2 separate regions of the Homo sapiens genome follow, and region 2 is linked to region 1. Evidence: read pairs that join two places in POLR2A ChIA-PET (ENCODE). Cell type or tissue: IMR-90. All regions are shown on one strand. Links, peaks and the distances in the headings refer to the core of each region. The heading gives the core; the rest is flanking DNA.

What was found. Peaks named below come from ENCODE experiments on the same cell type or tissue, not always from the same donor. Only the 100,000 strongest peaks of a DNase experiment are listed, where the experiment ranks them.
Region 2: POLR2A ChIA-PET joins it to region 1 with 14 read pairs; 2 of 35 experiments call an interaction of 5 or more read pairs at or near these places.

What each region holds. Positions count from the first base shown.
Region 1 is chr7:148,623,411-148,626,332 of GRCh38, reverse strand. It overlaps LOC105375557 (a long non-coding RNA gene), which reads left to right and starts at 893. Exons shown (of 3, transcript XR_001745397.2): 1 at 893-974; 2 at 1,498-1,652; 3 at 1,777-1,993. In IMR-90, for the core only: no CTCF peak of the experiment used is centred there; no DNase peak of the experiment used is centred there; H3K27me3 peaks cover 686 bases.
Region 2 is chr7:148,513,344-148,516,265 of GRCh38, reverse strand. No RefSeq gene overlaps it. Among named protein-coding and RNA genes, the nearest start is that of C7orf33, 76 kb to the left of the region's middle. In IMR-90, for the core only: no CTCF peak of the experiment used is centred there; no DNase peak of the experiment used is centred there.

The sequences.
Region 1 (2,922 bases), core at 121-2,620:
TTTCCTATAACCTTTAGTCTGTTTGGGGAGATTGAGGAAGATCACAACTCTCCTTGTGGGATGTCTTCATACTAGGTACATTTCAGAGGCTAAACATTCTTGGAGGTTACTAAACAAAATGATCCAACACATAGAAGGTAGCGAGAAAGATGGTGGTGTGAATTTTATTGTTAGGCTAGGGGTTCACTTAACAAGCCTGTGTAAGGATCACCTGACTCTCTTGGAGAATACAATTTAACTTCCTATTGGCTAATGAATAGGGCCCAGGCATTTTTGCAACAAAAGTTAGATGTTAATATGTAGTAAATTGTTACAATAAAAATTATTTTTGTCTAATAATAATGCCAATTATTTCTGTTCATTAGAGAAAAAACCCTAAAGATTATAGTTTATTGCTCTGTAGAACAATGATGAGTTTTAGTATTTAATAATTTTATTCTAGCCTTCTCTTTGATGGGAAATATGTACATTCGTTTCTTGCATCTGCCTTTGAATCATTTTGTCATTCTGTTTGTTCCCTCATTAGCGAGCTGAAAATAACCTTGACATATGCTCTTATGTATATGTGTTGTTTTAACATTTTGAAAATTCTACTTTTAACAGTACTCAAGATCAGACCATGCTACTGCTTTCACTCCCTGCAGATGGTCATATTTTTGAGGCCTTCATTCATTTAATTGTCTTTTTTGTGTTATCTCTAAATTCTCCATGGCTCTGGACAGTAATTAAACATAAAGGAGAGAAGTTCTCCCGCCAGCTGTCCTGCGTCACTCCTTCAGTTCTCAGCTTAGATTTCCTGTCCTTGGGAAGCTGTCATCATCCTTCTATCTTTACACCCCATGATTTACCCCTTGCAGTGTACTTATTACACTGTATTGGAATCGCTTCTTTTCTCTTTCTCTGTGAATTTCTTGAGAGCACAGACTACATTCTGCTTAACTTTTTATCCCCAGCTTTCAGCACAGTGCCTGGCTGTAAGTACTCAATAAATATTTTGAATGAATACTTTATGGGCTAAATGTTACATCAGTCTTATTTTGTGTGTTCAAGGGTGCTAAATAATAGTCACATATAATTTATTGTTCTAACAATAGCAATGGCAATCTTTAGCTTGTGTGCTCCTTGTAGACCTTCCTTTTGGGGATTGTAGTGGTGGTGCATTTTTGCATAACCAAGTCTTCATCTTATATTAGTTGTTTTGGTCCCTTCCATAATATTTTCAGAATACTGCTCCTTTAAGACTGGTGAAAGCCTGCTGGTGGAGGAAGAGGTCCTGCCACTGAACAAAGTGTCTGTGTAGATTTAGCTACACCCATTTGATGTGCTTCTTAGTCTCGTTTAACTTGCCGATTCATATATCCCTGTCTCATTTGTTCTTAGATTTGTCACGAAGCCTCTGGTTTTTGGCTTGTCCTGGTTTGAACTTGGTGTATCTGGCTCTTGACTCATTTTCTGACCTCAGACCATCCTTAAATCTGCTTTTCTACTTTGTACCAGGCTTTGGCGTCTCCAAGTACCTGACCTCAGCTCAACCTGTCTTGGGTTTTCTTCTCCTCCCTGACATTGACAACCCAGCCCTCCTAGGCACAGAGAGATGGAGCTGAGTGTGGTTTTCCTGAAATAAAGCTTGCATTATGAGAGGGAATAAACAGGTACATAGTGTTTTAGACGGCAGCATTTTAACTTCATGTAGGCATTGTTTTCATGACAATTTTCTTTTGTTTCTCCTTTTGTTATGAAATATGCATTTCGCCAATATTAAATGGAATATTCCAGAAGAAAAAAATAGTAAGTAAAATCTTGCTTGCCTCTCAGTAAAATAAAGCTCTATTTTTCGTTTTTTTTTTTTCCAACTTCCTGTACAAAAAAGGGAAAACTTTAGCTTTTGGGGGAAATTTGGAGCTAGCCTGTTGGTACTGTTGAGCTTAGTGTATCTATAACTATATATTATTCCACAATATCTTAAATACTTTATAAAGATATTTTCATAAATTACAGCAATCCTGGCTTTAGATGATTGATGGCCATTTTTAAACAATTAAAGCTAATTTCTAGCTTTTTATGAGTTTGGTATTAAGCACAGTAGTTTCTTAGAAAGTCTCCAGGGAATGCATTTTGCAAAATAAAAATCAGCTAATGACCCAGGAAAGCCTCTTCATGCTTGTTTACAACTTTTTAAAGTGGCTCTTTTCAAACGTCAGGGTTTTTTTTTTCTCAGTCACTAGATGAAAAATTATAGAAACCATCACATCCAGTCAATTGGTTGCTGTAATTCCAAAAGATTTAGACAAAGTGAAGAAAGCTTACCCACTGGAGGGCATGTAATGTCACCGGCATGTGACGAGATGTGCATATTTGTGGTGGACCGGGTGCTTGATGTGAGAAGTGCTGGCAATGAGGAGTCAGCCTGGCCCAAATAACCACAAAAAAGAACAGATTTCAGACAGGCCGTTTTACAGTTTCCCACTTGTTCTTTTGCCAACTTCCAGCCACTTCTTTCTCTAGCACTGATCAAACAAAACAAACGATCATTCTGGAAAAGTTCTGAAAATATAGGTCACTTGTTTCTTTTTGTTATCTTTAATCTGCTGTGTATCGACTTACCTTTCCACACTGATCCACTCAATTTACGTTTAAATAAAGTTTTCAAATTAACTGCATGCTAAAAAAATAAGCTAATTAGGGGGATGAAGGCTGTTAAAACATGTGTTGTCTTTTCTTCATTGCGATAAAGATCGAGGTGACCAGCATTTTTTTTTTTTTTTGAAACAGAGACTCACTTTGTCACCCAGGCTGGAGTGCAGTGGTGCCATCTCGGCTCACTGCAACCTCCACCTCCCAGGTTCAAGTGATTCTCCTGCCTCAGCCTCCTGAGTAGCTGGGATTACAGGCTGCGCACCACCAAGCCTGGCTAATTTTTGT
Region 2 (2,922 bases), core at 144-2,643, 110 kb after region 1:
AAACTGTGTCGAATAAATGAATGGATAAGATAAAGAAGAGTGGGCAGTTTCGACAGCCCTTGTGAAAGAGAACTGGTAGAGCCTGGAGCTAAATGCATGTGGAGTGGGCAGGTGAAGCCTGCTGTCTGCTCTGTTGGGTGAAGGGTGACCAGGTGTAGATTTCAGGGAAAGGAGCAGGTTTTAGAAAGAAGGATGATGAGTCCCATTTTGTAGAAAATGTTGAGGTGCTTATGAGATGTCTATTAGAGAATTTGCTGTATGAGTCAGAGGCTCAGGCAAATTGGCTGACTGAAGCCAATTTGATTTTAATATCCCTTTATAACAGTGGTTGACTAAACCTAGCTCACTGCCTGTTTTTATAAAGTTTTATTTATACACAGCCATATGCATTCATTTACAATTAATTTTGGGAACTGCTTTAGCAGAGAAAACAATGGAGTCAGCTTGTGTTGCAGGAAAAGGGAAAGGAAAGCAAGAGAGAATAAGGGCTCCACTCTATGGAAACACCAACATTTATGAGGCTGGACTTGGCTGGAACAAGAATAAGACTCCTGATGCTCGAACGGGAACCAGGAGGAAGAGTGCTATTTAGTGTCCCCAAGGCCAAGGTAGGAGTGAGCACTCAAATGGTACCGTGAACTGAGGCCAGTGTTCCTTCTCTACCCCTTTCTTTGGTTAAAGTCACTTTAGCTTTAACTTTTGCTTTGTAGCTTTCAGGATGTGTATTTGACCTGTTGGGTAGACTAGATCTCCAGTCTAGGCTATGATTCATCACTTTGCGGAATGTGTTTGTGAGCAGAGAAGAAAAGCCTTTGACCACATCTTTAGAGATGATGATAGGAATGTAGTGATTAGCACTTGGGGAGGGTCTCATTGGTGGACATGATGCTGATAAGCAGCCCAGTCTCGCTGTTGAGGGTGTAATACTGGTGAAGGGTGAGTCTGTCCCTAGAAGACCTGAGGAAAACACCCCAAATGAGGCTCTTGGTGAATTTGGAGGTTATCATGGCATAGGCATGATGCTCACCCGCCGGTCTCTTAATCTCTTCCTCTTCCCACTTAGACTCTTCCTTGTTTCATCTGCATACTGCAGGGGCCTCTCTTTACAGCCCACTTTAGGGCTTAATGACAGCTCTTCCACCCTCTTTGAGTGGTCTGGGGGAAAAGGTGAAAAATGAGAATGCTTTATCTCTTTCCAGAGGCCTTCAATGATAACCTCATGGAAGGAGAGAGTGGCAATAATGTCCCATAGCAGCACCACTTTCTTTGTTATACTTGCAGGATTGCTAGACAGAGAAAGTGTTATCTCAGTCTGCGTGTATCTCAGTTACTCAAACAGGCTGGGTAACTTGTAAACAACAGAAATTTACTTCTCACAGTTCTAGAGGCTGGGAAGTCCAAGATCAAGGTGTCTGCGGCATCTGGGAAGGGTCTGCTTCCTTATAGATGGTGCCTTCTTGCTGTGTTCTCTCACATGGCAAAATGGGCCAACAAGCTCTGGGCCTCTTTTATGAGGGCCCTAATCCTACTTATGAGGGTTCTGCACTCATGATCTAATCACCTCCCAAAGTCCCTACCTCTTAATACTATCAGATTGGTTGTTAGGTTTGAACATATGAATTTGGGGGGGACACAAATGTTCAGAACACAGAAAGTATATGCAATTTCTATACTGTGTCTTTCTGGAGAGTAAGATAGAAAATTAAGTTAGGAAGAGTAAGAATTTTTTTTAAAAAGTCAAAAACAAAAGCGAGATAAAGACTTCTAACCCTTTGTCCTAATGGTATATGTCTTAAGGGCACCCGCCAACCTCTGCTGATAAGAATTTCAATTTCAAAGGCCACATAGGGGCATGGGGGATAAGGGACAACGCTTTGGGTTCATACAAGTTGGGAGTCAGTTTAGAAACCTCAGAGTAAGGCTGGATCTCTAATGTCCAAATTCTCTGTGAAAAGGTAAACTAGAAAAAAGAAAAGGCACCCAAAAAAGTAGGCCACGAGGAAACTTGTTTGTTTTAACTTTGGTTCTGGGTTTAGGGGCTAAAACACAAAAGGCTACATTGAGAATTTACCATAAACTGGTTCATGTGTGGGTGTGAGGCTGGAATTCACGCTGCCTGTGTGATGCAAATAAACCCCAATTGAAAATTTAGTTTAAATTAGTTCTGACTTGTAATGTTTCCAGTCATCTAAAAAAGAAAACAAGAATCTATCCTGGCGTAATATCCTCAAGTAGGTCTCAGAGAGGTTCGGCAAAGTTCCAGGGAAAATGGGCTCAAAAAACAAAACACTCCTGGCTAACACGGTGAAGCCCTGTCTCTACTAAAAATACAAAAAATTAGCCAGGCATGGTGGCGGGTGCCTGTAGTCCCAGCTACTCAGGAGGCTGAGGCAGGAGAATGGCATGAAGCCGGGAGGTGGAGCTTGCAGTGAGCCTAGATTGCGCCACTGCACTCCAGCCTGGGTGACAGAGTGAGACTCCATCTCAAAAAAAAAAAAAAAAAGAAAAAAAAAAGAAACAAACAACAACAACAAAAAACACATACATTCCAGCAGAAACAATAAGCAACAGAATCAGACCTGAAGAGCCTTTTAATATTGGAAATGTCTGATATATAATATAAAATAAGTATGTTTAATACGTATGAAGGAATAACACAGAAATTGGAAATATGATTAAGGGGTAATAGGCTCTCAAAGGTGACCAGGGAGATATAAAGAAGAATCGATGATAAAATTTAGGATGATGTCCCTGCCCAAATCTCACTGAAATGTAATCCCTAGTGTCGGAGGTGGAACCTGGTGGGAGGTGATTGGATCATGGGGACAGATTTCTCATGAACGGTTTAGCACCATTCCTTGCAGTACTGTCCTCGAAGTAGTGAGTGAGTTCTCATGAGATTTGTTTGTTTAAAAGGATGCG